3 separate regions of the Homo sapiens genome follow, and all the other regions are linked to region 3. Evidence: read pairs that join two places in POLR2A ChIA-PET (ENCODE). Cell type or tissue: GM12878. All regions are shown on one strand. Links, peaks and the distances in the headings refer to the core of each region. The heading gives the core; the rest is flanking DNA. Region 1 overlaps CPEB3 (cytoplasmic polyadenylation element binding protein 3). Region 2 overlaps BTAF1 (B-TFIID TATA-box binding protein associated factor 1). Region 3 overlaps CPEB3 (cytoplasmic polyadenylation element binding protein 3).

Evidence for each region. ChIA-PET counts read pairs that join two places held together with the same protein. Peaks named below come from ENCODE experiments on the same cell type or tissue, not always from the same donor. Only the 100,000 strongest peaks of a DNase experiment are listed, where the experiment ranks them.
Region 1: POLR2A ChIA-PET joins it to region 3 with 5 read pairs; 16 of 35 experiments call an interaction of 5 or more read pairs at or near these places.
Region 2: POLR2A ChIA-PET joins it to region 3 with 6 read pairs; 2 of 35 experiments call an interaction of 5 or more read pairs at or near these places.

The regions. Positions count from the first base shown.
Region 1 is chr10:92,275,101-92,285,696 of GRCh38, reverse strand. The region is part of intron 1 of CPEB3 (cytoplasmic polyadenylation element binding protein 3); the gene reads left to right. Among named protein-coding and RNA genes, the nearest start is that of CPEB3, 11 kb to the left of the region's middle. In GM12878, for the core only: no CTCF peak of the experiment used is centred there; no DNase peak of the experiment used is centred there.
Region 2 is chr10:91,968,862-91,979,457 of GRCh38, reverse strand. All of the region lies in intron 14 of BTAF1 (B-TFIID TATA-box binding protein associated factor 1), which reads right to left. Among named protein-coding and RNA genes, the nearest start is that of BTAF1, 50 kb to the right of the region's middle. In GM12878, for the core only: no CTCF peak of the experiment used is centred there; DNase peaks (open chromatin) are centred at 4,307 and 5,417; H3K4me3 peaks cover 264 bases; H3K27ac peaks cover 1,077 bases.
Region 3 is chr10:92,205,807-92,216,402 of GRCh38, reverse strand. All of the region lies in intron 2 of CPEB3 (cytoplasmic polyadenylation element binding protein 3), which reads left to right. It also overlaps the pseudogene NHP2P1. Among named protein-coding and RNA genes, the nearest start is that of CPEB3, 80 kb to the left of the region's middle. RefSeq lists an enhancer at 4,902-5,071. In GM12878, for the core only: no CTCF peak of the experiment used is centred there; a DNase peak (open chromatin) is centred at 4,982; H3K27ac peaks cover 1,451 bases.

The DNA of each region.
Region 1 (10,596 bases), core at 2,416-6,415, 69 kb before region 3:
TGTAAAGAAAGAAGTTATCCTTTATAACTTGAACTATAGATCTGTTATGTAAGCGGAAAATATGAAGGGCTGGTGCTGTGGTTTGAATGTGTCCCCCAATGTTCATATGTTAGAAACTTAAATTCTGGCTGAGCACGGTGGCTCATGCCTGTAATCCCAGCACTTTGGGATGCCGAGGCGGGCAAATCACTTGAGGTCAGGAGTTCGAGACCAGCCTGGCCAACATGGTGAAACTCCATCTCTACTAAAAATACAAACATTAACCAGGCATGGTGGTGTGTGCCTATAATCCCAGCTACTCGGGAGGCTGAGGCAGGAGAATCACTTGAACCCAGGAGGCGGAGGTTGCAGTGAGCTGAGATTGTGCCGCTACACTCCAGCCTGGGCAACCGAGTGACACTGTGTCTCAAAAAATAAAAATAAGAAAGAAAGAAAGAAAGAAACTTTAATGCAGCAGTCTTGAGAGATGGGATTATTAAGAGGTGATGAGGTTGTGAGGGCTCTGCCCTCATGAATGGATTAATATAGTTATCAAGGGAATGAGTTCATTATCTTGAGAGCAGGTTTGTTATAAAAGTGAGTTTGGTCTTCTCTTGCTCTCTGTCTTGCACTTTCACCATGTGATTCCTTCTGCCATATTATGGTGCAGCAGGAAGGCTCTTACCAGTTTATGCCCCTTGATCTTGGACTTCCCAGCCTCCAGAACTGTGAACCAAGTAAATTTCTTTTCTTTATAAATTACCTATTCTCAGGTGTTCTGTTATAGAAGCATAAAATGGACGAAGACAACTGGTTAAATCGGGAGAATAGTTAAAAAACCTTGAATCTATTAATTCATTTAAAAAATATTGATTGTATGTGACAGGCGCTAAGCTAGGGACTGAAGATACAATGATGAGCAAAAACAAGCACAGTTTTTACCTTGTTTGTGGGGTTTATAGTTTATTATGAGAAGGATTATCACATAAATAAATGTATCAAATTGCAAATGTGGTACATAGTGTTGTGAGAGATTATAACTAGGATTTGACTTAGACCAGGAGGTCATGGAAAGTTTCTCTGAGGTAGTGTCTGTTATACCGAGGCCCCAAGAAAAGCAGGCATTAACTAGATAAAGGGAAGAGGGAAGAACATTCCAGGCCAAAGAACAGCGTGTACAAATGCCTTGTGAAGGAAATGATGAATAGAAGAAACTGAAACAGAAAGGAGATCTTGAGGCAAGAGAAAACCAAAAATATCAGTGAGTGAAAGGCTGTGAAACAAAGAGCTTTGTAGGCCAGTTTAAGGAATTTTGCCCTACCCTAGGAGAGGAGGAAGCTGCTTGTGGGAGGGTTTAGGCGTAAGAAATAGACCCCATTCTGGCCGGGCGTGGTGGCTCATGCATGTAATCCCAGCACTTTGGGAGGCTGAGGCGGGCGGATGACGAGGTCAAGAGATGGAGACCATCCTGGCCAAAATGGTGAAACTCCGTCTCTACTAAAAATACAAAAATTAGCTGGGTGTGGTGGTGTGTGCCTGTAGTCCCAGCTAGTCAAGAGGCTAAGGCAGGAGAATTGCTTGAACCCTGGAGGCGGAGGTTGCAGTGAGCCGAGATTGCACCACTGCACTCCAGCCTGGTGACAGAGTGAGACTCTGTCTCAGGAAAAAAAAAAAAAAGAGACCCCATTCTGGGCCGGGCACAGTGGCTCACACCTGTAATCCCAGCACTTGGGAGGCTGAGGCAGGTGGATCACCTGAGGTCAGGAGTTCGCGACCACCCTGGACAACATGGTGAAACCCCGTCTCTACTAAAAATACAAAAAAATAGCCAGGTGTGGTGGCGAGGACCTGTAATCCCAGCTACTCGGGAGGCTGAGGCAGGAGAATTGCTTGAACTGGGGAGGCAGAGGTTGCAGTGAGCCGAGATTGCACCACTGCACTCCAGCCTGGGCCACAGAGTGAGACCTTGTCTCAAAAAAAAAAAAAAAAAAAAAAGAAAGAAAAAGAAAAAAGAAATAGACCCCATTCTGTAGGAACTGGGAAGTTAACTTGTAGTGGTTCCTAAACCTGCTATGAGTCAGAGAACTGCCCTGGAAATTTTGATCTGTGTGCCCTGCAGTGGTGCCTAATTAGCTGTCTTTTTAACAAGTTCTCTAAGTGATTATTAATGTTAGAGAATCTCTGCAAAGATAACATAGGTTTGAGTCTTAACATTGATACTCAGAAGCTTGGTGATTTGATTTGGGCAGGTTACAGAATCTCTTTTAGTCAGATTCTTCATCTCCAGCGGAAGTGGGGAGAATTATAGATCCTCCCTTTTTGAATTCCTGGGAGGAATAAATGAGAAAATTCATTTAAATTGTTCAGTACAAGGCCAGACATGTGGTTAAGGGCTCTTAATAATTATTACTGAAAGTTCTTCAGTAAAGGTGAGGGTGATTTAGGGGATTTTTATTTTTATTTTTATTTTTGAGAGAGTCTCACTGTCACCCAGGCTGGAGTGCAGTGGTGAAATCATGGCTCACTGTGGCCTTGCCTACCGGGCTCAGGTGATCCTCCCACCTCAGCCTCCTGAGTAGCTAGGACTACAGGCACACGCCACCATGCCCAGATAATATTTTGTATTTTTTGTAGAGACAGGGTTTCGCCATGTTGCCCAAACTGTCCTCAAATTCCTCAGCTGAAGTGATCCACCTGCCTTGGCCTCCCAAAGTTCTGGGATTACAGGCATGAACCACTGTGCCTGGCTGATTTAGGGGATTAATCTTGGAGTGGTATGTATGGTGGGTTGGAAACAGAAATAAGTTAAGCCTCGGCTAGGTCTCAGTAACTTGACCATGGTCTGTAAGCATTTTCAGAAGTTTGCTTTAACATGGCTATTAGTTTTTGATGATCCTTATATAGGTTAAGTAGTTGAAGTAGATAATGTCCCTGTTGCTCTCTAAAGGACATTAAGAGGAGACTTTGGTCCCCAGAATATGTTTTACTGGTTTAACATCTACGGTATTATGTTTTTTTCTTTCTTTTTTTTTTGAGATGGGATCTTGCTCTGTCACCCAGGCTGGAGTACAGTGGTGCAGTCTTGGCTCACTGCAATGTCCATCTCCCTGTTCAAGCAATTCTCCTGCTTCAGCCTCCTGAGTTTGGGATTACAGGCACGCGCCACCACACCTGGCTAATTTTTGTATTTTTAGTAGAGATGGGGTTTTACCATGTTGGTCAGGCTGGTCTCAAACTCCTGACCTAGTGATCCACCTGCCTTGGCCTCCCAAAGTGCTGGGATTACAGGCGTGAGCCACTGCACCTGGCCTACAGTGTTACTTTGATTTGACTTTAGTTTCTTAGTTCTAGAGAGAGGCTTCACTTGCTACTTATAGAGGACTGTTTGAAACCTATCTTCATTTGCTACCCAGAGAATAGAATCTTATCTGCATATATTCACTGTAATGGGGTAGATATTTACAAAATTTCATAAATCAATATCATCTGTCAATTTTGCTTTCTCCTTATAAATATGGTGGGAGACCCATTACTTTTCATTATCCTTGCTTACATTCCTCTCTTTGGCTTATGTATCCCTGGGCCATGCAATGGTCGAGGGCAGAGAAACTTTCTGTAGCTTGTTCCTGAAGTATCAATTTTATAAGAAAATGTATATGTAAAGAATTATTTTGCTTTTTAAACAAGCATGGATTTCATAGAGCAGCAGTTCTCAAAGTATGGCCTTGCAGACCCCAGGGTTCTCTGAGACCCTTTCCACGGAACATGTGAAGTCAAGACTATTTCATAATAGTAGTAAAACATTATTTGCATTTTTCACTGCGTTAGCATTTACACTGATGGCACCGGCAACAGTAGATAAAACTCTGCACCTTAGCACCATTCAAGACATTGGAACCAATAGTAGTAATGATCATAGTTTTCATTACCATGTGCATGCAAAAAGAAAACAAAACAAAACTAGTTTCACTTAATGTCCATGATTAAACAGTAGAAGATACTCATTTTATTAACCTTGACTTTTAGATACACATATTTTTAACAATCTATATGATAAAGTGGGCAGTATGCATACTTCTGTATCCAAAGTATGATAATAGATACAATTAAGATGCAAACTGAACTGGTTGCTTTTTTGTGGCACACTATTTTTACCTGAAAGAGAGACTGACAATCAAAATTCAAAATATTTGTGCTGCGAAGGATACCATCGTAGTGAAACAGCAACCCACAGAAAGGGAGAAAATGTTTAGAAATCCTGTATCTGAAAAGGGACTTATATTTAGAATATATAAAAATTTATTACAACTGAACAATTTTAAAAAGGCCAGCGTGGTGGCTCACGCCTGTAGTCCCTGCACTTTGGGAGGCAAGATGGGAGAATCAGTTGAGGCAAGGAGTTCAAAACCAGCCTGGGCAACATAGAGAGATTGTGTCTCTACCAACCCCTCCTGCACCCCCGCCCAAAAACCAAACCCAAAAAAAGCCCAATTTAAAAACAGACAAAGGACCTAAAAAGACATTTCTTCCCCAAAAAATTATTTGAAGAAATGTCTTTTAAGGTCCTTTGTCCGTCTTTAAATTGGGGAAAAAGAAATTGGAAAAGACATTTCTCCAAAGATAAGCAAATAGTAAGCACATGAAAAGATGCTCACCATCGCCGGGCGTGGTGGTTCATGCCTGTAATCCCAGCACTTTGGGAGGCTGAGGCAGGTGGATCACCTGAGATCAGGAGTTCGAGACCAGTCTGACCAACATGGTGAAACCCTGTCTCTACTAATAATGCAAAAATTAGCCGGGCGTGGTGGCACACACCTGTAATCCCAGCTACTCAGGAGGCTGAGGCAGGAGAATTGCTTGAACCCAGGAGGCGGGGGTTACAGTGAGCTGAAATCCCGCCACTGTACTCCAGCCTGGGCGACGAGAGCAAAACTCCGTCTCCAAAAAAAAAAAAAAAAAAAAAAGAATAGATGCTCACCGTCTATTAGCCTGTATGTATATAGATCAGGGATTTATTTATTTATATTTGTGTTTTTGTTTGTTTGGTTTTTTTTTTTTTTTTTCACTCTCGGCCCACTGAAACCACCGCATCCTCTGCCTCCCAAGTGGCTGGGACTACGGGCATGTACCGCCATGCTTGGCTAATTTATATACTTTTTGTAGAGACGAGGGTTTTGCCACATTGCCCAGGCTGGTCTTGAACTCCTGGGCTCAAGTGTTCTACCTGCCTCAGCCTCCCAAAGTATTGGGATTATAGGCATGAGTCGCTATGCCTGGACAGGAATTTTTAAAACCTGAAATCCCTGGACCCCTTAGGGATCTAGTTTTTTTTCTTTCTCTCTCTCTCTCTTTTTTTTTTTTTTTTTTTTTTTTTGAGATGGAGTTTTGCTCTTGTTGCCCAGGCTGTAGTGCAGTGGCACAATCTCGGTTCACTGCAACCTCTGCCCTGGGTTCAAGTGATTCTCCTGCCTTACCTCCTGAGTAGCTGGGATTATAGGTGTGTGCCATCACACCCAGCTAATTTGTTTTGTATTTCTAATAGAGACCGGGTTTCATCATGTTGGCCAGGCTTGTCTCGAACTCTTGACAACAGGTGATCCACCTGCCTTGGCCTCCCAAAGTGCAGGGATTACAGGTGTGAGCCACCACGCCTGGCCTCTCTCTCTCTGTCTCTTTCTCTCTCTCTTTCTCTCTTTCTTTCTTTTTTGAGACCAGGTCTCACTCTGTCACTCAGGTTGGAGTGCAGTGGCATGATCTTAGCTCATTGCAGTCTCTGTCTCCCAGGTTCAAGTGACTTTCATGCCTCAACCTCCCCAGTTAGCTGGGATTACAGGCACGCGCCACCATGCCCAGCTAATTTTTGTATTTTTAGTAGAGACGGGGTTTCGCCATGTTGTCCAGGCTGGTCTCAAACTCCTGGGTTCAAGAGATCGAGCGATCCACCCATCTTGGCCTCCCTAGTTTTTATTTTTATTGATACCTTTGCCTGTTTTTTTGCTTTTTATTTTTTTTCACTCCTGGCAAGGTTCTTTACCCCAAACTGATTAATAGCTGTTGCTCCTAAAACTTGACTTTAAAAGTTTCCTATTATCCCAAACCTCTGTTGATCTCAAGCCTTTACAGAAATTAGTAGTGGCCCCTGCTCACAATAGCAGATCTTCTGTTGGAAGGAATAAAGATGACAATGAACGTGAAGTATGAAGTGCTATAAATAGACATATGCTGGAGTACTGTGAAGGAAAAATGAAAGTGGATTATCAAGGGGGGACGATATTGCTTTGGAAAAACACAGACTGCAGCCATTGTGAGTTACCCAGAACTCAAACAAATAGGAATATAATTTACTGAAAAATAAGAAAAATCAAGCAACATTTTGGGAACGTGTCAGAAAGCAAGTATTAAACATTTTGGGCCCTGAAGCAAAAGCCAGGGTGTTCACTGATCTGTTATTTCCAATTGCAGCTTGCTTGTAAGAGGAAGAGAAAAAGACCACTCAGGAATAGAAGGGAACTTCCTCAACTTGATAAAGTGCATCTACAAAAAAATCTGTAGCCAACATCTTGCCTGATGGTGAAAGACTGAATGCTTTCCCCCTATGATCAGGAACAAGGCAAGAATATGTCCTCTTACATCCTCTATTCAACGTTGTACTGGAGGTTCTAGCCAGGTCAATTAGTCAAGAAAAAGAAATAAAAGGCAGCCATATTGGAAAGGAAGAAATAAAACTATCTCTATTTGTAGATGAAATGATCTTGTATTTAGAAAATTCCAAGAATAAAAAAAAAAATAATAAAAACACCTGTTAGAACCAATACATGAGGCTGGGCGTGGTGGCTCATGCCTGTAATCCCAGCACTTTGGGAGGCCGAGGCAGGCAGATCACGAGGTCAGGAGATCGAGACCATCCTGGCCAACATGGTGAAATCCTGTCTCTACTAAAAATATAAAAATTAGCTGGGCGTGGTGGTGGGCGCCTGTAATCCCAGCTACTTAGGAGGCTGAGCCAGGAGAATGGCTTGAACCCGGGAGGTGGAGGTTACAGTGAGCCAAGATCATGCCACTGCACTCCAGCCTGGTAACAGAGGAAGACTCTGTCTCAAAAAAAAAAAAAAAAAAGAACCAGTCAATGAGTTCAGCAAAGTTGTAGGATATAAGCTCAATGTGCAAAAAGGTATTGTGTTTATGTAAATTAGCAATGAACAATCCAGATATGAAAGGAAAACAATTTGATTTATAAAGGCATCGCAAAGAATAAAATGTTTAGGAATAAATTTAACAAAAGAAGTATATAACATCTGAAAAGTAAAAGACATTATTGTAAGAAATTAAAGATATAATTAGAAAGAATCTCATGTTCATTAGAAGATTTAACATTTTTAAGATGGCAGTACTCCTCAAACTGATCTACAGATTCAGTGCAATCCCTATCAAAATTCCATCTGACTTCTTTATAGAAAATGACAATCTAATCCTAAAATTTGTATGGAAATTAAGGTGGCCCAGAATAGCCAAAATAATTTTTTTTTTTTTTTTGAGATGGAGCCTTGCTCTGTCGCCCAGGCTGGAGTGCAGTGGCGCAATCTCGGCTCACTGCAACCTCCTCTTCCTGGGTTCAAGCAGTTCTCTGCCTCAGCTTCCGGAGTAACTGGGATTACAGGCACCCGCCACCATGCCCAGCTAATTTTTTTTGTATTTTTAGTAGAGATGGGGTTTCACCATCTTGGCCAGGCTGGTCTTGAACTCCTGACCTCATGATCCACCCACCTTGGCCTCCCAAAGTGCTGGGATTACAGGCATGAGCCACTGCACCCGGCCTTTTTGTTTTTTAAGACAGAGTCTTGCTCTGTCCCCCAGGCTGGAGTACAGTGGCGCGATCTCAACTCACTGCAACCTCCACCTCCCGCGTTCAAGCGATTCTCCTGCCTCAGCCTCCCGAGTAGCTGGGACTACATGCACCTGCCACCATGCCCGGCTGATTTTTGTATTTTTAGTAGAGGTGGGGTTTCACCATGTTGGCCACGCTGGTCTCGAACTCCTGACCTCAAATGATCCACCAACCTTGACCTCCCAACGTGCTCGGATTACGGGCATGAGCCACTGTGCCCAGCCACCAAAAGAATCTTAGAAGAACAAAATTTGAAGACTCACACGTCCTGATTTTAAAACTTACTATTAAGCTACAATAATCAAGACAGTGTGGTGGTGGCATAAGAATAGAATTTAGATCAGTGGAACAGGATGAGGAGTCCAGAAATAAGCCCTTACTTTTATAGTCAATAGATTTTGACAAGGATGCCAAAACAATCTAATGGAGGAAAGAATAGTATTTCTAACAAATAAAGCTGGCACAGCTGGATATCCACTTGTGAAGGAATGGTGTTGCATCCCTACCCACATCAGAAACAAAAATTAATTCAAAATGGATGAAATTCCAAAATGTAAGATCTCACACTATATAACTCTTAGAAGTAAACATAGGCATAAATCTACATGACCAGGGATTAGACTGTGTTTTCTTAGATTAATAACAAAAGCATAAGCAACAAAAGAAAGAATAGATAAATTGGACTTAGTCAAAACTTTTTTTGCTGGAAAGGATAATACTAAGAAGTGGAAAGACATAGAATGGGAACAAATGTTTGGAAATCATATCTGAACGGGAATATATAAAAAAATCTCTTCAACTCAATAATATAAAGATAATTAAAGGATCTGAATGGATATATCTCCAAAGAAGGTATATAAATGGCCAATAAGCATGTGAAAAGATGCTCACCATCATTAATCAGAGAAATGTAAATCAAAACCAAAATGAGATACCACTTCACTCTCACCAGGATGACTAGCCATCATAGGATAGCTAATAACAAGAATTGGCAAGAATGTGAAGAAATTGGAACCCTCATGTACTATTAGTGGGAGGTTAAAATGGTGCAGTTGCTTTGGAAAACAGTCTGGCATTTTCTCAAAATGTTAAACATAGAGTTACCATATAGCCCAGCAATTCTATTTACAGCTATATACCCGAGAAATGAAAACATATGCCTACACAAACACTTGTACATGAATGTTTTTACTTTTTCTTGTTATTTTACAAGAAAACCAAAGAAGTCACATGAATGTTAATAGCAGCAGTATGGGCCAGGCATGGTGGCTCACGCCTGTAATTCCAGCACTTTGGGAGGCCAAGGCAGGTGGATCACTTGAGGTCAGGAGTTCAAGACCAGCCTGGCCAACATGGCGAAACCTCATCTCTACTAAAAATATAAAAATTAGCCAGGCATGGTGGCAGGTGCCTGTAATCCCAGCTACTCAGGAGGCTGAGGCAGGAGAATAGCTTGAAACTGGGAGGTGGAGGTTGCAGTGACCCGAGATCGTGCCATTGCACTCCAACCTGGGCAACAAGAGCAAAACTCCATCTCAAAAAAAAAAAAAAAAAAGAAAAGAAAAAAAAGCAGCATTATTCATAATAGCCAAAAGTGGAAACAACCCAATTGTCCATCAACTGATGAATGGATAAAATGTGGAATGTCCATACAACGGAATATTTGATAATGAAAAAGAATGAAATGCCGGGCGTGGTGGCTCACACCTGTAATCCCAGCACTTTGGGAGGTCGAGGCGGGTGGATCACGAGGTCAGGAGATTGAGACCATCCTGGCTAACACAGTGAAACCCCATCTCTACTAAAAATACAAAAAATTAGGCAGGCATGGTGGCGGGTGCCAGTAGTCCCAGCTACTTGGGAGGCTGAGGCAGGAGAATGGCGTGAACCCAGGAGGCGGAGCTTGCAGTGAGCCAAGATCGCGACACTGCACCCCAGCCTGGGTGACAGAGCAAGACTTCGTCTCAAAAAAAAAAAAAAAAAAAAAGAAAAGAATGAAGTACTGATACATGCTATAACATGGATGAACCTTGAAAACATTTTGCTATGTGACAGGAGCTGGTCACAAAATATCACATATTCTATAATTCCTAGGCATATCTACAAAGAAAGTAGATTAATGATTGCTTAGGGCTGGAGAAGTTGGAGATTTGGAGTTGACAACTAAGTTGTGTTGGGGTTTCTTTTTGGGTTGATGAAAATGGTCTAAAATTGATTATAGTGATTGTTGCACAACTCTGAATATACTAAAAGCCACTGAATTGTACACTTTAAGTGAGTGAATTATAGCTCCATAAAGCTGTTATTTAATAATAACACCAGATGCAACCTTAAAATCTGTTAGTAGACTTACTACTCAATAATTTATGACATACCCATATAACATGAGCTAGTAAACAAATGAGATATTTCTGTATAGGCCAGTAATGAAAAGTTGCCCAGAATGTAGTATCCATCATTTAGGATTTTTTGTTTCACAGAAATCAAGTCTAGCTAATTGAGTCCTGACTTGGGGTTGTTTGGTAATGTCTGGAGACATTTCGATTGTTACACTGAGGGATGTTACAGGCGTCTGATGGGTAGAGACCAAGGATACTGCTAAACATGCTATAGTGCACAGGAGAGCCACTCACAACAAAGAGTTATGTAGCCTAAAATATCAGTAATGCTGAGGTTGAGAAACCCAGAGCTAACTTAAGCAAAAAGGAAATTCATTGGAAGGACATGGGTGA
Region 2 (10,596 bases), core at 3,607-7,606, 240 kb after region 3:
GACAAAGGTAGGACCAGGGTTTTATGTTCTCAACATGGTTTGAAACAAGTTTTAAAAGGGCCACATGACTCCTCAAAGAGGTAAAAACAGAACTGCCATTTGACCTAGCAATTTCTTTACTGGGTATATACCTAAAGGAATATAAATCATTATATCATAAAGACATATGCATGAATATGTTCACTGCAACACTATTCACAAGAGCAAAGACACGGAATCAACCTAAATGCCCATCAACAGTAGTCTGGATAAAGAAAATGTGGTACACATACACCATGGAATACTATGCAGTCTTAAAAAAGAATAAGCTCATGTTCTTTGCAGGAACATGGATGGAGCGGGAGGCCATTATCCTTAGCAAACTAACACAGGAACAGAGAAGTACATATTCTCACCTGTAAGTGGGAGCTAGCTGATGAGAACACAAGGACACAAAGAGAGGAACAAAAGACACTGGGGCCTACTTGAGGGTGGGAAGGAGGGAAAGGATCAGAAAAAATAACTACTGGTTATTAAGCTTTAGTACCTAGGTGGCAAAATAATCTTACAACAAACCCCCGTGACATAAGTTTACCTACATAGCAAACCTGTACATGTACCCATGAACCTAAAATGAAAGTGAAAAAAAAAAAAAAAAAAAAAACAAGCCATAAATCATCCATTGGAGGAGCATTCTCACTACTTCACTGTCTTAACTCTACTTTTCTGATAACACAGGACATTTCATTGGATAGAAATGTCCATCAGAGAAATTCTACTAACTAGCTCAAAGTACCTATCAGCCCCTGCCCTCCACATGACTTTTTTAAAGCACTAAATACAGTGTTTTTAAGAGAAATTTGGAAATTTTAACTGAAATTGCAGAAATCCACAAGTTCTAGGGATAATAAATGTTTAAGTTCTAGACAAAGAGAAAGAGAAAGGGAAGCTGGGAAGAAAAAAGTTCTTATTTTCTCACTGGAGGGAATTAGGGACAATCTTAACAGAATTAGGAAAGCTATAACAGCAATAAGCAAATAATTTGGTGTTACTCTTCCATAATGTCTCTTAATTTCTGATTTTCCCCCCAAAATATTTACCAACTCTGTTCCCCGACCCTCAACCCCAACACTGGCAATCCAAGCAGTTGCCTGTAGGTCCCCAAAAGTCACATCTATAGAGGAAGATTTTCCCCCTATATTTATGACCAATACATGTAATATAAACTGTAGTTGTCTTCTCAGGCTACAAACATCGTTACTCTACTAAATTCTACTTTATAATTATTAAAAACAGCCAGAGAAGGAAAGGATACATGGGTAGAACACAGGATTTTTAGGGCAGTTAAACTATTCTGTGTGATACTGTAATTGTGGATACATGACATCATGTTTGTCAAGCCAATAGAATGTATACTACTGAGGGTGAACCCTAAAGTAAATTATGGACTTTGGTTGATAATAATGTGTCAATGCAGGTTCGCTGATTGTAACAAATTAGTACTAGTCTGGTATGGAATACTGATGGTGGGGGAGGCAGTGTTGAGGATGGGGGATGGGATATATGGAAACTGTACTTTTCCCTTCAATTTTGCTATGAACCTAAACTGCTCTGAAAAATAAAGTCTAGGCAAATAAGCATATGAAAAGATGGCCCACATCGTATGTTGCCAGGAAAATACAAATTAAAACAACGATGAGATACCACTCTATACCTGTTAGCATGGCCAAAATCCAGAACACTGACAACAACAAATGCTGGCCAGGATATGAATCAACAGGAACTCTCACTCATTGCTGGTAGAAATGCAAAATGGGGCAGCTATTTTGGAAGTTTCTCACAAAAATTAAAAATACTCTTACCATCCAGCAATTGTGCTTCTTGATATTACCCAAAGGAGGCAAAAAAGTCCACACAAAAATCTGCACAAGATGTTTATAGCAGCTTTATTCATAACTGCCAAAACTTGGAAGCAGGCAAGATGTCTTCGGTAGGTGAATGGATAAACAAACTGGTACAACTAGACAATGGAGTATTATTCACTAAAAAGAAAATGAACTATCAAGTCATGAAAAGACACAGAGAAATCTTAAATGCATATTACTAAGTGAAAAAAGCCAATCTGAAAAGGCTCCATACTATATGATTCCAACTATATGACATTCTGGAAAAGGCAAAACTATGGAAATGGCGTTTCTTCCTCTGATCTGCCTTCCGGAGACTCAGAATAAGGAGAGTTGATGACAAACAGAAATAAGACTATGGACATTTCACTGTACCTGAAAATGAAGGTTAAACTTCTAACTATCTATACCCCCCTTCCATGTTGCCCTCCACCAAACCAACTTCCTGTCACTTATTTAGTGCCATTCTGCTCTCTCCTGCCTCCAGAGTTACACATACTATTCCCTCCTCTGACTCTTACCCTTATTTTCCCCTGGCTAAATTCCACTTACCCTTCAGGTTTCAGCTTAAACTTCACTTCTAACATGATGCCTTCCCTGTCCATCACCCATCTCATTTAGGATCCAATAGTGTCTTCTACCTCCCATATCAGAGTTACCTCATTAAGTTATTCTTGTTTAATTATTTGTCTTCTCCTGTCTAGTCTCCTATTTTAAGCACTACAGGAGAGCAAAGGCCTTGTCTCTTACCACTATCTAGAAAATTGTTCGAGCCCATAGCAGGCACTTAAATAGTTGTTGAAATCCATCCTGGCCACTGGAAATAATCCAAATTCGTATCGTAAGGAATAGTTGCCAATATGCAAAATTTCCCAAAATTGTGATACTGTAATATAAGAAATTTTTTTTCAGCATTTTGTCCAGGGTCTTAAAAAGAAACGTATTTGATCTTCATCCCCAGCTCCTGGCACAGAGCTCCTAAAACCCAAAGAACTTCCTGAGTGATAGGGATTATTCATAACCATAATCTAGTTTGTGCTAACGAAGTGACTCTTGGGAGGCCCCAAGATAGCTTCAGAAGGGGGCTGGTTGCCAGAGGAACTAACTATGTGATTAGAGGGCTAAAAAATTTCAGACTGCCTCCTGCTCCCCACCTCCAGAGCTAGAGGGGTTGGAGATTAAGTTAATCACCTCACTAATGGCTAATAATTCAATCAATCATGACTACATAATAGAGTCTCCATAAAACACCTACATTTATGGGTTTATGGGTTGGTGAGTGCACAGAGGTGCTGAGGGTGGCATGCCTAAAGAAGACATGGAAGCTCCACGTACCTCATCCCCATACCTTGCCTTGTGCATCTCCTTCCATCTGGCTGTTCCTAAGTTGTGTCCTTTATAGAAAACCGGCAATTGTAATTACCAGTTTAACAGCCTTTCTGAGTTCTGTGAAGCATTCTAACAAGTTATCAAACCTGAGGAGAGGGTCAGGGGAACCCAGTTTACAGATGGTAGGTCAGAAGTACGGAAGGTCCAACACTTGCAACTGCTATCTGTTGTGCGACTGAGCTCTCTAACTTGTGGGAGCTGACACTAATTCCAGGTAGACTGTCAGAACTGAACTGAATTGTATGATACCAAGTTGGCAACCAGGGAGTTGGATAATTGGTTGGTGTAAGGAAAAAACCCACACGTTTGGTGTCAGGAATGTTGTATTGTAAAAATGGCTCAGCCATAGATCCCTAACTGGCAGATTTGGCATCTCAGGTGGGATAAGATCTTGTCTGTACCCTTTTGTTACGGTCCCTCTTTTATCTTCCCACAAAATGGGTACACTCAGAAAAAAGGAGCAATCTGAGCATTACCACAAACACCTGATTCTTGCCTGCAGGCCAATTCATCATTTCTACCAGCATATCAAATGCTCTCAGACTGCAGGGAAGAAGATCAGGAGAGAACCTGTAAGTTGGTGATGAATCACACTGGGTTCTTTCACTAATTTTACTAATTTGCTCTGAAACCCTATTGTGATCCACAGCCAAAGGAAAAGAAAATTTCCATATCAGACAGTTTATAATGCCTTGTTCTATTCATTTCTCCAACCAACATTTATTGAAGGTCAGCTAAATATTTCAACTTTGCTCTCTCCTTTTCATATTTTTATAAAATCTGGCAATACCCAAATATGCTAGCATTCTCTAAGGCCAAAGTCTTAGTTCAGGCTATTCTTTTGGTCTTTGTTTCCTACTTATTTGTGTATGTTAAATTTTCTAACATTCGAAATTATGCTTCAGATTCCAACTCAATCTCATGTATATCTTCATGTAATAACTAAGCTTGCCTTTCAAACAAAAGTTAATGTATTGGTAACTGAAATTTTGGAATGACTCACAAAGTGACTGAGATGCAATGGAATGGAAAAGTTGACCCAGTCAGTAAAGAAGGCAAAATAGGAGATTCATGTCTAGGAGTTTGTCTGGCAACAACAGTTACCAGTTACTAACACTAGTTAATCTGGATATTTCAGTAGTTCACTGATAGATATATATATTAATAGGTGTACTCTAGCACGTACAAACACACTGGCTAAAGAGACAATATAGAAAGGACAAACAAATGGTAAATTCCTTCACTTTGATTACCAAGCTGCTAGTTTAGCAAAAAAAAGTTATACCTTGATTGTAAATCATTATGAAATAAAACTAGTTGTTTTTTGTTTTTGAGACGGAGTTTCACTCTGTCACCTAGGCTGGAGTGCAGTGGTGCAATCTCTCGGCTCATTGCAACCTCTGCCTCCCGGGCTCAAGTGATTCTCCTGTCTCAACCTCCCGAATAGCAGGGATGACAGGCACCCACCACGACTCCTGGCTAATTTTTGTATTTTTAGTAAAGACAGGGTTTCACTGTGTCAGCCAGGCTGGTCTCAAACTCCTGACCTCAAGTGATCTGCCTGCACTGGCCTCCCAAAGTCCTGGGGTTACAGGAGTGAGCCACTGTGCCTGGCCATGGTTTTTCTTAAGAGTACCTACTTCATGCTCCTCAAGATGCCAAGCTTGCCAATTCTTTCACATGTTAACATCACAGAAGAAGGCACACTGATTAAACAATATATTTTCACAAATGCCATGGTATGCCACAGGGAAGTATAAAGGAAATAATGTTTCAGAGACAACTGCATTAACTGTAGTTTTATTTAAGGACATTTTAGAGATGTGCATGCCAGCACACATACTTATAATGGATACCTTTTAAAAATAAGGACATCTCCCTTATAAAATCTACTGATTTTACAAAGCAAAACAAAACCAAAAAATTACTAAAGATAACCAGGATAATTTCAAGGAAACAGAAGCATCAATCTTTACAACGCAGTGACACACTGAGCTATAGCCAAGTCTGACCTTGAAAAATTACTTTAGAATTATTGAGGTATAGCTTGAGAAGTTAGAAACTGAAACCAGGACACAGCTACTAGTAATTCAGGTGAGTTTCCTTTTCTCACTTTGTAGTTAAAATGACTCCATAAGCAGAAGTGGGAAAGCAATTAGACACATAATTATTTTGTCCCCGTATAAAATTTAGTTAAAAGCTGAAAGCCAGAATAAGATCTGAAACTGAAGTGAGCTGCTTATATGAGCTTGGGAAAGTTTCTTTTTTTTTTTTTTTTTTTTGAGACGGAGTCTCGCTCTGTCGCCCAGGCTGGAGTGCAGTGGCGGGATCTCAGCTCACTGCAAGCTCCGCCTCCCGGGTTCACGCCATTCTCCTGCCTCAGCCTCCCAAGTAGCTGGGACTACAGGCGCCCGCCACTACGCCCGGCTAATTTTTTGTATTTTTAGTAGAGACGGGGTTTCACCGTTTTAGCCGGGATGGTCTCGATCTCCTGACCTCGTGATCCGCCCGCCTCGGCCTCCCAAAGTGCTGGGATTACAGGCGTGAGCCACCGCGCCCGGCCGGGAAAGTTTCTTAATCTTTGATTATCAGTTCTCTCATCTGCAAAACAGGAATGGCAGTAGCCACCTCATGTAAACTGCTTAGCACAGTTCCTAGCATAAAGTAAGCCCTCAACAGCTTAGATTATTATTATCACAATTAAATATCATTCCTATACCCCAGAATAAGGAAAGAATGCTCAGAATGGAACTACTAATTATTCTTTTAGTATCTGTACTATTATTTATACTTGTATAGCATTAACATTTTCAAAGCACTTTCATACACATTATCTCACTTGATCCATGTAACTCTGACAGAGGCTAGAGATAATCACCAGAGAGGGTTAGACAAATCTGACAAAGGTCATAAATTAGCAAATGATAGAGCCAAAGTTAGAACTCAGATCCTGTCTATTTAAGGGATCTTTTCATTTTACCATTGAAGGGGTAACAACAGTGATAAAAAGCTCTATTTAACGGCTCTTTACATTATGATTGCTTCCATAAAGGATTGCTGACTAATTAGGAATACTTAACAACACTAAGAAATCAAAGGCAAGGAAGCAGCTCAGAAAAAGGAACACAAATTAAAAGTGAGAGTGGATTTTTATTATCACAATAGGTCAATGATCTTTCATCCAAATTCCCTGGAGCCAGAAGTGTTTTGAAACTCAGAAATTTTTCAAATTTTAGAATAATGAATTGTATACAGTGTATATTATATAATATCTCCAATACAATACCAGTAGCACCTGAATAAAATATATTAATATTTCTGCAGCAAAATGTGTGAATAGGCACATTAAGTGGGATAAAGACTAAACAGTTTCTCTTCAGAATGGTCAGGTTTTGCCACCAAATTAGTAGTTTTATAAATTGACCCAATTCACAATAAGCTTTGGCTTTCAAAGTTGCAGGAAAGGAATCATGGAACTGCACCACAAAGAGTTTGCACACAGCTATAAATTAATCAATAAGTAACTTTCAGGCAATTTGTGGAGAGGAATACAATAACAGATAAAAGCATCAGAGATGGTTTATTCGTACAGCTTTTCAGAAAGCAAATAATGGGATCACAAGATTAACAATAAAAATTAAATGAGTTTTCATTGCATAATGACGACTTTAAACAATGATTTAGATAAAACAAGTTACAGAAGTTGGAAATGCTTTGTCGCACTAGAGATTTGATTTGTCTCATGAGAGAAAAGGTACAGAGAGGAAGAAACGGAGCTAAAATTTAGGAAGGTGAGAGTGGGAGGGAGTGGGGGTAGGGGAGCAGGGAGCAAGGAGCCATGTCCAAAGATACTTTGGTCAAATGAACATGATTACACTTAGGATACAGGAGTGGATTTAGAAAATGTTCTTGACTCCAGAGTATACATTAGGAAATATTAGGGGAAAATGTTGACAAGAGCCAAGTATTAGAAAACCAAGAAAGACAGGAATTTAATTCTAATATAGTGGTAGGCGATTACAAATTACTAACCAGTTTGTGAGTAACTGAGGCTATGGTCCCCCAAATCCTTCTGAAACTTAAATTCTTTCCTTTTAGAAATGCTATGACCATGTAGAAACGAAAATTCCAAACTTTAAGGAGCATACTGGAGAAAGGATGATAATTTTTATGAATACACAGAAGGCAGAAGTAGGTAAATTAGAAGATAGGATTATAACTTAAATTTTTTATGACAAAAACTTGAAACAAGACAAAATTATAAGAAATGTCAATTATGGATGGTGTAAACATAAATGAATGCTGTTTCATACAATTCCCTGCTCTTTTCTCCATTAAAAAAAAAAATCCCAAAATTTAAAAAAAGGAAATAGGTGGTAGTATTAAGAAAAGCTTCCTGAAAGGTTTGGCTTTGGGCTGGGCACGGTGGCTCATGCCTGTAATCCCAGCACTTTGGGAGGCCGAGGCAGGTGGATCACCTGAGGTCAGGAGTTCAAGACTAGCCTGACCAACATGGCGAAACCCTGTCTCTACTAAAAATACAAAAATTAGTCAGGCGTGGTGGCGCATGCCTGTAATCCCAGCTACTCAGGAGGCTGAGGAAGGAAATCGTTTGAACCCGGGAGGCAGCGGTTGCAGGGAGCCAAGATCATGCCGTTGCACTCCAGCCTGGGCAACAAGAGCAAAACTCCATCTCAAAAAAAAAAAAAAAAAAAAGTTTGGCTTTATACCATTATTTGAAAACACAGAATGAAATAGCCAATAAAAATAGTAAAGCATGTATGTGGGGACCAAAATCAGAGACTGCTAAGAATCAGTGATTAGTGCCATAGCCATAGTCTTTGGTGGTGAAGATAATAAACAGCAAGGATCAGGGCAGTGACAAAGCACAAAATCTGGAAGCACCAATATTAAGTTTCACAGACAGCATCTCTTTCAGTAAAGAGATACGCTGAAGATAAAGGCTAAACACAAGTGAAATTTCATGAATGATGCCATTGAAAAGTTATGAAAAATAATAGAAAAAGAAGCTAAAAGCATAATCAACACAAAAGGATACAGGAAACACAATAAACATTAAGACTCCAACAAAAAAGGACCACAAACATGTCAGAATAACTGGAAGAAAAATATGGAAGCAGAATGTTTTAAAAGTCTAAAGGGAACAGACTAGAAAAGCACTTTTGTTCAAAACACATTCTGTATGCTTGTCTAACTTGAAATTGACATATTCAGTAAAACGTCTGTGAAAGTACATATCAAAGATACTAAATATGAATCAAAAAGAAGTGAGGGAATACTAGTTTTTTTAACCACATCACCTAATCTTCCTGATCTTTCAGCTTAGTTTGTCTTTTAATGCTGCTGTCTGACATCTCTCACATACTGGTCTTCTGTTATTTAACTCTTTGTAGAGGTTATTAAACTTACCATGTAATATAATAGTCTTATAGCAACCATACTGTAAACTTTTCCAAGGTAAGAAACATGTAGGATGATATGGTTTGGCTCTGTGTCCCCATCCAAATCTCATCTTGTAGCTCCCATAATTCCCATGTGTTGTTATAGGGACCCAGTGGGAGATAAGTGAATCACGGAGTGGGTCTTTCCTGTGCTGTTCTCATGACAGCGAATAATTCTTACAAGATCTGACAATTTTAAAAACAGGAGTTTCCCTGCACAAGCTCTGTCTTTGCCTGCTGCCATCCACATGGACGTGACTTGCTCCTCCTTGCCTTCCACCATGATTGTGAGGCTTCCCCAACCATGTGGAACTAAGTCCAATTAAACCTCTTTCTTTTGTAAATTGCCCAGTCTCAGGTATGTCTTTATCAGGAGTGTGAAAAAAGGCTAATACACAGGATTTCTTTTTTTTATTTCCCAGGAAACCCAGCACAGAATCTCACACTAATTTACTTAACAAACATTGAGGGCCCATGCTTAAAAGGTGGCTAACATGCCACAAATTACATACAAAGACAATGGCATTCTGGTATAGGAAATGATAAAGAGTCATATTAAATGATAAAGAAATGAAGGCTAGTACCAAAGCCTTCATTTATGAGCCAGCAAGGGCAAATTCAAAAGGAAAAAAAAAAAATCCCTGGACAAGAAAATCAACATCAAAGAACACAGAGATGTTTTCACAACCAGGAAATTTTAAAAGCCAATATCCATAATCATTGAGGGACTAAAAATTGGAAGGCGAATTTTTTTTTTTTTTCTGAGACAGGGTCTTGCTCTGTTATCCAGGCTTGGCAGTGGTGCAATCTCGGCTCACTGCAGCCTCTGCCTCCCAGGTTCAAGCAATTCTTGTGCCTCAGCCTCCCGAGTAGCTACGATTACAGGCAGACACCATCATGCCCAGCTAATTTTGGTATTTTTAGTAGAGACAGGGTTTCACCATGTTGCCCACGTTGGTCTGGAACTCCTGGCCTGAAGTGATCCGCCCGCCTCAGCCTCCCAAAGTGCTGGGATCACAGGCCTGAGCCACCACGCTGGGCCCGACGGGGATTTATAACAATCTTGGGATCTTATTTATAGCAAAAATTTTAGAACAAGGGAGGAGGTATTACAAGACTAACAAAAGTGAGAAATCACAATTGACAGCAGAGAGGAGATAAAAATTAGGCAACAGCAAACCGAAAAAGAACAGTTCAATTACTGCAAACAGTGACTCATGTATCTCAATATTCCCACAGTATGCTATAATAAACAGTATAAAAACTAATAACCAACAAATAATATTGGTGACTGACTCACCAAAAAAAAGTTAGCTTATGTTTAATATACTTTAAAATGATGATCTACTGTGGCAGTCATTTTAATAGCTAACTTTTTTTTTGTGGCAAAAAAAGTATATTTCAGTTATTTGAAAATTTCATTTATACAGAATACCTTATTTTCTAGTAATGTAAAGTTGGTATTACTAATAATAAAGTCACAAGTTAAAAATAGCCTGCAGGTGGCTTGATCACCTAATAAGGAATAAAAGGGCTTTAAAAAACAATATGAAACTGTATCTAAAATATACAAAGAACTCTTAAAATTCAACAATAAGAAAACAACCCAATATTAAAATAGGCAAAAGACTAGCTTGGGTAACCTAGCAAGACCTCATCTCTAACAAAAAAAAAAAAAAAAAATTTTTTTTTTTAATTAGCCAGACATGGTGGTGCGTGCTTGTAGTCTCAGCTACTCAGGAGGCTGAAATGGGAAGATCACTTGAGCCCACGAGTTCAGGATTGCAGTAAGCTATGATCACACCCATGCAACAGTGTGAGACCTTGTCTCAAAAATAAAATAAATAAATAAAAATAGGCAA
Region 3 (10,596 bases), core at 2,599-6,598:
TAGGTGCGCTCCCCGGAACACACCTCCGCCTGAGCCTCGGGCCCTTCGGGATCTGCCTTTATTTTGGTCATCGCAGCGGCCGCTGAAACCTAGTCCCAGGGAGGCTGCCCAGCCAAATTTTATGTTTTTAGTAGAGATGGGGTTTCACCATGTTGGCCAGTATGATCTTGATCTCTTGACCTTGTGATCCGTGCTCCTCGGCCTCCCAAAGTGCTGGGATTACAGGCGTGAGCCACTGCACCCAGCCATCAAAATATATATATATTTAAATGATTTTAATTCTGATGTTCTAGTTCAGGTTTCATAGGATTTAGAGAGTATCTGATATCTTCGCTTATTAAAAAAAAAAAAAATGAGCTGGGCGCGGTGGCTCAGGCCTGTAATCCCAACACTTTGGGAGGCCGAGGCAGGTGGATCATGAGGTCAGGAGATGGAGACCATCCTGGCCAACATGGTGAAACCCTGTCTCTGCTAAAAATACAAAAATTAGCTGCATGTGGTGGCACGCACCTGTAGTTCCAGCCTACTCGGGAGGCTGAGGCAAGAGAATCGCTTGAACCTGGGAGGTGGAAGTTGCAGTGAGCCGAGATCGTGCCACTGCACTCCAGCCTGGTGACAGAGTGAGACTTGTTCTCAAAAAAAAGAAAAAAAAAAAAAAAAAAAGCCAGGCGCCATGGCTCATGCCTGTAATTCCAGCACTTTGGGAGACCGAGGCAGACAGATCATGAGGTCAGGAGTTTGAGACCAGCCTGGCCAACACAGTGAAACCCCATCTCTACTAAAAATACAGATAATTAGCTGGGCGTAGTGGTGGGCGCCTGTAATCCCAGCTACTCAGGAGGCAGAGGCAGGAAAATCGCTTGAACCCGGGAGGTGGAGGTTGCAGTGAGTCAAGATCACACCACTGCACTGCAGCCTGGTGACAGAGTGAGACTCCGTCTAAAAAAAAAAAGCCAGGTGCAGTGACTCATGCCTGTAATCCCAGCACTTTGGGAGGCTGTGGTGGGCGGATCAGGAGATCAGGAGTTCAAGACCAGCCTGGCCAACATGGTGAAACCCCATCTCTACTAAAAATGCGAAAAATTAGCTGGGTGTAGTGGTGGGCGCCTGTAATCCCAGCTACTTAGGAGGCAGAGGCAGGAGAATCGATTGAACCCAGGAGGTTGAAGTTGCAGTGAGCTGAGATTGCACTACTGCACTCTAGCCCGGGCAACAGAGTGAGACTCCGTCTCAAAAAAAAAAAAAAAAAAATCTTGGCTTGGCACTGTGGCTCACGTCTGTGATGCCAGCACTTTGGGTGGCCAAGGTGGGTGGATCACTTGAGGTCAGGAGTTTGAGACTAGCCTGGCCAACATGGCAAAACCCCGCCTCCACTAAAAATACAAAAATTAGCCAGATATGGTGGCATATGCCTGTAATTCCAGCTACTTGGGAGGCTGAGGCATGCGAATCACTTGAACCCAGGAAGCAGAGGCTGCAGTGAGCCAAGATTGCACCACTGCACTCCAGCTGGGTGACAGAGTGAGACTCTGTCTCAAAAAAAAGAAATAACAAAAAACTTTTACTGATGTTAGGAATGCTGGGAAAGTTGAAAAAAAAATTGTTAAAATAAATTTGAGCCAGGCATAGTGGCTCATGCATGTAATCCCAGCACTTTGAGAGGCCGAGGTGGGCGGATCACGTGAGGTCAGGAGTTTGAGACCAGCCTGGCCAATATGGTGAAACCTCATCTCTAGTAAAAATACAAAAAAAATTAGCCAGATGTCGTGGTGCATGCCTGTAATCCCAGCTACTTGGGGGACTGAGGCAGGAGAATCGCTTGAACCTGGGAGGCGGAGGTTACAGTGAGTTGAGATCACGCCACTGCACTCCAGCCTGCGGGACAGAGTGAGACTTCATCTTAAAAAAAAAAAATTGAGTGGTATCTTAGTTCATTTGTGTTGCTGTAACAAAAATACCACAGTTTGGGTAATTACAAAGAACAGAAATTTATTTCCTCACAGTTCTGGAGGCTGGGAAGTCCAAGATCAAAGTTGCCAGTGGGTTTGATGTCTGGTGAGGGCTCCTCTCTGCTTCCAAGATAGTGCCTTGTTGGTGCATTCTCCAAAGAGCATGCTGAGTCTTCACATGACAGAGGGATGGAAAGTCAAAAAGGGTCTAAGCTGGTTCCCTCTAACCCTTTTATAAGGCACTAATCCATGCATGAGGGTGGAGCCCTCATGACTTAATCACTTCCCAAAAGGCCCCCCACCTCTTAATATCACCACAATGGAGATTAAGTTCAAGTCATGAATTTTGGGGGACATTCAGTCCATAGCAGGTGGGATGGGTGACTATTTGGTGGAAAATGAAAATGGTTGTGTGTTACTTGAGATTAATATGTGTGCAATGGTAAAAAGTTGAAAGTTGAGTCATATGTATGGTTTTCTGTTTGGTGATTTTGGGGATAAATTTGGCTTTTTAGAAGTATGGCTTATATTTCTGTAATTCTGGAGTTTAAATGTGACCATGAATTGCAGTCAAAATGGCAGGGTATAATTCACTTTGTGCTGGGGAGATTTGGTGGACTTCAACTAATTTGCCATATTATAATTAGCTCTAGACTAGGAGATTTACCCTAGTTGTTGGGCTTTAACATAGTGTTCTACTGAGTCCTGAGACTGTTGGAAAAAGTAGTGGAGATGGCCATGTTTGTTTTGTGTTTCATTTAAAATCTGCTTTAAAGACCCAGTCAGGAGTTAAGTGTCAAATCATAAAAATAGTAAGGTTCTACAAAGTCTAAAAATTTAGGACATGTTTATAGCCTGTTCTTAAGATTCCAGCTTCAATGAAATTGATATATTATGCCTGTTGTTTCTACATTAATCTTATGTTCTCCTACTCTACCATTCCAGGAACCGAAATAAGGTAGATTGCTACAAGTATGGATTTTAATTTTGGTAATTTAAATCATTAGACAGAACAACTTATTTATAAATTACCCTTTTCAAACCGATCATCATTGTTTCTGTTTGTTAAACTTAATGAATCTCCAACACAACTTATTTCACTTTACAATTCTTATTCATTGACTTTTGTTAAAGCCCCATGTAAACACCACTAGGGAAATCTGTTAATTATATGAAACTGAGTTTCCTAAACTTGCTGAGCAAGCACTACCTTGACAGAGCCTCAGGAGTATCTTAGAAGAAGGAGTGTCTTAGGATGGGAGAAGTTAGGGTACTTAATAAGGTTTTGGGGCCTGGGGTTACTCATAATGTGGTTTTAGGGCAGAAGTAAACAAGATTTGGGTGGGGATTGGTAAAATGTATAAACTGGCCTAGTTGCTGAAACTTCGGAATGCAGGAATTTAAGCAGAGTTACCATGAACTCTGTCTATAGCAGTGCTGTCCAAAGAAATAGACTGCAAGCTACATAGATCATTTTAAATTTTCTAGTGGCACATTTGAAAAGTAAAAAGAAACACTTGAAATTTTTTAAATTTTATTTATTTTTTGTAGAGATGGGGTCTTGCTATGTTGCCCAGGCTGGTCTGGAACTTCTGGCTTTAAGTGATCATCTCACCTTGGCCTCCCAAAGTGCTGGGATTATAGGTGTGAGCCACCATGCTTGGCTGAAATTAATTTTACTAATATATTTTATTTAACCTCTATATGTGAAATGTTATTTCAACACATGATCAATACAAAAATTATTAATGAGATGTTTTACTTTTTTTTGTACTAAGTCTTTGAAATCCGGTGGGTACTTTACAAATACAGCACATCTCAGTTTATTCTAGCGACATTTCAAGTGCTCAATAGCCACATGTGGTTAGTGGCTACTATATTGGACAATGAGGATATATTGTTTTAGGCTGGGCAAAGTGGCTCACACCTGTAATCCCAGCACTTTGGGAGACCGAGGTGAGTGGATCACCTGAGGTCAGGAGTTTGAGACCAGCCTGGCCAACATGGTGAAACCCCATCTCTATTAAAAACACAAAAATTAGCTGGGCAGTGGTGAGTGCCTGTAATCCCAGCTACTTGGGAGGCTGAGGCAGGAGAATTGGTTGAACCTGGGAAGTGGAGGTTGCAGTGAGCTGAAGTTGCACCACTGTACAACTGTCTTGTTGTACACTGTCTTGTTGTACCACTGTCTTGTTGCCTGGGCAACAAGAGTGAAACTCCATCTCAAAAAAAAAAAAAAAAAAGAATTTATTGTCTTAAAACATATATGTTGGAGCTGGGCACGGTGGCTCCTGCCTATAATCCTGGCACTTTGGGAGGCCAAGGTGAGCACATCACTTGAGGTCAGGAGTTCAAAACCAGCCTGGCCAACATAGTGAAACCCCGTCTCTACTAAAAGTACAAAAAATAAAAATAAAAAATTAACCAGGAGTGGTGGCGGGTGCCTGTAATCCCAGCTTCTTGGAAGGCTGAGGCAGGAGAATTGCTTGAACCCTGGAGGTGGAGGTTGCAGTGAGTCGAGATGGCACCACTGCACTCCAGCCTGGGCAACAAAGTGAAACTCCGTCTCAAAAAAAGAAAAAGATATATGATCTTAGAACATATATGTTTGAGCTGGGCGCAGTGGCTCATGCCCATAATTCTAGCACTTTGGGAGGCTGAGGTGGGCGGATCACTTGAGGTCAGGAGTTCAAAACCAGCCTAGCCAACATAGTGAAACCCGGTCTCTACTAAAAATACACACAAAAAAATTAACCTGGTGTGGTGGCGGGCTCCTGTAATCCCAGCTACTTGGGAGGCTGAGGCAGGAGAATTGCTTGAACCTGAGAGGCAGAGGTTGCAGTGAGCCAAGATCGCGCCACTGCACGCCAGCCTGGGCAACAGAGCGAGACTCTGTCTCAAAAAAAAAAAAAAAAAATTATGATATATGTTTGAATGAGCTGTTGTTTAAAACAATTTGAGCTTAGATAGTTTGTGTTCCGTGTCATGATTTGGCACAGTTTATCTGTTCTGAGTCATAGTTTCTGTTTCTATGTGGTTTCTGTTTCATTTCTCACTTTCATGCATAAATCTGTGATCTTCCATTAGCATGCCATTATTAATACACATATACAGAGATATAATCTATAATTTACAAAGACAATGTAAGAGTTTTCTTGGATACTTGATAAATTATCTACCAGACTAAGCCTTCACTTCCAGTAGGTATTGTTTCATCAAATTTTCTAAACAAAAATTGTCTAAAAGTGGCTGAATGCTTATATTGTTCCACCAGTTTTTATTTTATGTGGTGCTTTCTTTATAGCTGACAAAAGCATTTTACATATATTCTCACTTATAAGATATTTCATGGTATTTTCTTTGAGCTTTCATGTTTATAGCTTTTATTTATTGATTTATTTTTTGAGATGGAGTCTCACTCTGTTGCCCAGGCTGGAGTGCAGTGATGTGATCTCAGCTCACTGCAACCTCTGCCTGTATTTATATATGTACCAGGCTCAAGCGATTCTCCTGCCTCAGCCTCCTGAGTAGTGGGATTACAGGCATGTGCCACCACGCCTGGCTAATTTTTGTATTTTTATACAGACTGGGTTTCATCATCTTGGCCAGGCTGGTCTCGAACTCCTGACCTCAAGTAATCCGCCCGCCTTGGCCTCCCAAAGTGCTGGGATTACAGGCATGAGCCACCACGCCTGGCCATATTTATAGCTTTAAATGAAATTGTTTTTATTTAGTATAGATGTTATCAACACAATTATAACATTATTCAAATGAAGAGTAGTTGTTAAAGTCATCATATATCCATTGGAATTGAATTATACCCTCAGTTTTTCCAAGAGACTACAGATTGTTCAATAGTTTATGTATTACCCCTTAAAGTGTGTATGTGTGCGTGTATGTTTATATTTTTCTTCCTTTCTTTTGGTTTCCAGCAACTTTCCTATCCTGCATTATTTCAAAATAATTGCTATTAATTTTTTATACACATTCAGTTCCACTTAGTTGAATGGAATATATTTGCCACTTTCCTTTTTCACAGTTTCATAGTTTGCTGCCTGTAAATCATGCCTGATTTTACTTTGGTTCATTATTACTCCTTCATGAAGACAGAATTGAGGTCCCTTCTGCTTCCATACCATAGTTGATGACCACCTTCATTTGTATCTTTATAGCATCCAGGTGAGGTAGGCATTATTGTTATCCACATTTCTCAAATGAGGAAACTCATACACAGGGAGATTAAATAACTTATTCAATTCTATTGAAATTTGAGTGCTTACAGTGTGCTGTGATTTAAATCTTTTTATTTTTATCTAACTGCAGAGCGGCAGAGCATTATAATTCTGGCTACTACAGGTCATCCCAATGAAAGACTGATTATTTTGGGTATATAATTATATAAATAGTGAGTTCTGTCTGCTTTTTCCTTTTCATTTCTTCTTGGCTTCTCTCTCCTTTTTCCTTCCTGAAATTGTTCCTTGAAATTCCACTTTTTTTTTTTTTTTTTTTTTTGAGACAGAGCCTAGCTCTGTCGCCCAGGCTGGAATGCAGTGGCAAGATCTCAGCTTGGCTCACTGCAGCCTCCGCCTCTCGGGTACAAGTGATTCTCCTGCCTCAGCCTCCTGAGTAGCTGGGATTACAGGCGCCTGCTACCACGCCCAGCTAATTTTTGTATTTTTAGTTGAGATGGGGTTTCACTGTGTTGGCCAGGCTGGTTTTGAACTCCTCATATTGTGATCTGCCTGTCTGCCTCCCAAAGTGCTGGGATTACAAGCGTGAGCTGCTGAAATTCCACTTTTGAGTCCTTGCATTTGGAATATTGTATATACCTGATAGTCTCATTGAAGGAAGATAATCATACTACCAGTCTTCTTGCTTATTGTTTCGGCCTCTAAAAAGTCTTTTTTGTTTGTTTTTTTGTTTTTTGACACAGAGTTTCTGTCTCTTGTTGCCCAGGCTGGAGTGCAATGGCACGATCTTGGCTCACTGCAACCTCTCCCTCCTGGGTTCAAGCGATTCTCATGCCTCAGCCTCCCAAGTAGGTGGGATTACAGGCATGTGCCACCACGCCCAGCTAATTTTTGTATTTTTGGTAGAAATGGAGTTTCACCATGTTGGCCAGGCTGGTCTCAAATTCCTGACCTCAGGTGATCTGCCTGCATCGGCCTCCCAGAATGCTGGGATTATAGGCGTGAGCCATTGTGCCTGGCCTAATATGCAGTAAATTAAGACGGTTCAGTCAGAATTTCCAAAATGTCTACATCACAGAATTTTTTTTTAAATAACAGCTTTATTACTGTCAAACGTTAGTGCTAACAAAATTTTTCCAAGTATGCTCAGGGCTGTTTCACTCTTTCTTCACTTGTTCAACATGTTTACTGGGAACTTTAATATGCCAAGAATTAAAGATAAAAAGATTAAGTGAGGCATAGTCTCTGACTACAAGAAGCTAGTGATCTACTTAATAGATGATGATTATATAATGAGGTAAATGCAATGACAGAGCCATATGCTAGGAATTATGGGAGGACAAACAAAGGAGGAGTCAAAAAAAGCTCTCAGGCTGGCAGTGGCTCCTGCCCTGTAATCTCAGCACTTTAGAAGGCTGAGGCTGGTGAATCATTTGGGGTCAGGAGTTCGAGACCAGCCTGGCCAACGTGGTGAAACCCCGTCTCTACTGAAAATACAAAAAATTAGCCAGGCATGATGGTGTGCACCTGTGGTCTCAGCTACTTGGGAGGCTGAGGCATGAGAATGGCTTGAACCTGGGAGGTGAAGGTTACAGTGAGCTCAGATCCCCCAACTGCACTCCAGCCTGGGCAACAGAGTGAGACTCTGCCTTAAAAAAAAAAAAGAAAGAAAAAAAAAAAGGGCTTTCAGAAAAGGGAGGCCAGACACATTGCCCAACTTCCTTAAAATTTGGAAAGACCCAAGAAGAGATTCCTCAAAGGACACACAGGCTATAGGGCTGCAAATAGCTAAGATTTATTTGTAAATAGCAAGTTTCTTCTACATAAATACTTATCAGATTCTTGAAAACTATTAACATTAAGGATGTAGCTTGGTAAACCCTTTCTCCAGGACAGCATCTGGTTAATTTGTGTATGAATATGCAGAAGTTCAAAATGGCATTCTACCACAAAGGAGTCTGACTTTAAAGACTTGTAAAATGTGTAGCCTTGAATCTTTACCCTGGTATTCAACTTGGGGGATTTGTAGGGAAATATTACCATTATCTGTTGAGCTAGACAAGCAAATATTCACTTTCTAGCATACTCAGGCTACAAAATAATCTAATTTCTTCCTATTACCATTTATTTATAGAATACTTATACAGCTCATAAAGCATTTTTCCCACATATTTTTGCTCATCAGAACCTCACCAAGGTGTTCTTTTGAGCCTTGCTTAGGATACCCTATCCTACTTCAACATATCCCAGGTCCTTTCTCCTCTTGTTAAGCCAACAACAGGACTATCAAATATTTTTGGAAGTAAATAATAGCAGAACATTAATGACCAATATTGGCTATGTGCCCAGTACTGTTTTAAGCACTTAACATGTTTTTTTGTTGTTGTTTGTTTTGAGACAGAGTCTCGCTCTATCGCTCAGGCTGGAGTGTAGTGGTGTGATCTCGGCTGACTTCAACCTCTGCCTCCTGGGTTCAAGCAATTCTCCTGCCTCAGCCTTGTGAGTAGCTGGGACTACAGGCATGTGCCACCACACCCAGCTAATGTTTGTATTTTTAGTAGAGATGGAGTTTCACCATGTTGGCCAGAGTGGTCTGGATCTCTTGACCTCGTGACCTGCCAGCCTCGGCCTCCCAAAGTGCTGGTATTACAGGCGTGAGCCACTGTGCCTGGCTGCGTGGTGATTAAACATAGATTAACATGTTTTATCTCATTTCTTCCTCGCAAAAGCCTATAAAAGTAAATACGATTATTATCCCATTTACAAATGAGAAAACTGAGGCACAAAGATATCACATACAAAGTGTCTGAGTCAAAATTAAAGTGCAGGCAATTCAGAGCCTTAAAACCATTCTGTCTTTCTGTCTCCAGGTTGAGAATTATTCCTAGTTAGCAATTCTCATTTCTCCTATTGTCTTACCATTATCTTATCTTTCTACTCAGCCTAGTATGTGGTGTGTGTATGTACATGAAAGAAAAATGGGCTGGGTATGGTGGTGCATGCCTGTAATTCCAGCACTTTGGGAGGCCGATGGGGGCAGATTGCTTGAGCCCAGGAGATTTAGACCAGCCTGAGCAACATGGCAAAACCCTGTCTCTACAAAAAATACCAAAATTAGCAGGGCATGGTGGCATATGCCTGTGGTCCCAGCTACTCAGGAGGCTGAGGTAGGAGGATCACTTGAGCCTGGAAGGTCCAGACTATTAGCCAAGATCGTGCCACTGTACTCCAGCCTGGGTGACAGAGTGAGACCCTGTCTCAAAACAAAAAAAAAGGAAAAAAGAAGTGTACCTTCTCATATTGTTTCTTATTCATTAAGCTGAATTCCACAATAACAAAGGAAAGCAAAAACATGAATAATTCCAAAGCACTTTTTTAGTCTATAATTTTAAATAACTCTCCCAGACCTATTAAAGGACTCAAAAAATCTGTTTTACTTCAGTTTGTTTCCATATTTTGGGGAAACGGTTTACTTAAGTGAAAAACTTGAATAATTTGCCTAGAAAAGTAATTAAAGTATGACCTTTAAGTATAGCTATCTGAAGGTTATTAAATGGACTCAATATGCAAAAATTAATTATATTCCCCAAGTTTCATAGAAACATTTATTGCCTACAAAATAAGATATGAACATAAATAAATATATAAACATAAATACAAGTTTAAGAATTAAAAAAAGAAAATAGCCAGGTGTGTTGGCATGTGCCTTAAGTCCTAGTATTTGAGAGGATGTGGTAGGAGGATCGCTTGAACCCAGGAGCTGGAGGCTACAGATGTACTCCAGCCTGAGTGACAAAGTGAGACCCTGTCTCAAAACGAAAGGGAAAAAGAGTACATAGAGATTACTTTTTCTGGACCCAACTATCACCAGAATATATTAAGACTTTCTGAGGCCGGGTGTGGTGGCTCATGCCTGTAGTCCCAGCACTTTGGGAGGCTGAGGAGGGTGGATCACCAGAGGTTGGGAGTTCGAGACCAGCCTGACCAACATGCCGAAATCCCGTTTCTGCTAAAAATACAAAAAATTAGCCGGGCGTGGTGGCGCGTGCCTGTAATCCCAGCTACTTGGGAGGCTGAGGCAGGAGAATCTCTTGAACCCGGGAGGTGGAGGTTATGGTGAGCCGAGATTGCGCCATTGCACTCCAGCTTGGACCAGCGAAACTCTGTCTCCAAAAAAAAAAAAAAAAGTATTTACTGGACTTGACTTTATGACATTTAAAGTACCCTAAAGTATCATTATTAGAATGGTACTGGCTTTATTTTAAAGTAAAATTTTTTAACCTTCTAAATACCAAATATTTTAATAAATGTGGATGCTTTCCATTTTAGATGCTTTATTAACATGTTCACCTCTTAAATGGGGTAACATTTAAATGGAAGATTAGGTTAAAGACTTAGGTTCTTTTCTCCCTGGAATGCTTACATAACACATAATTTGTGTGTAGTTGGCCTTCTTC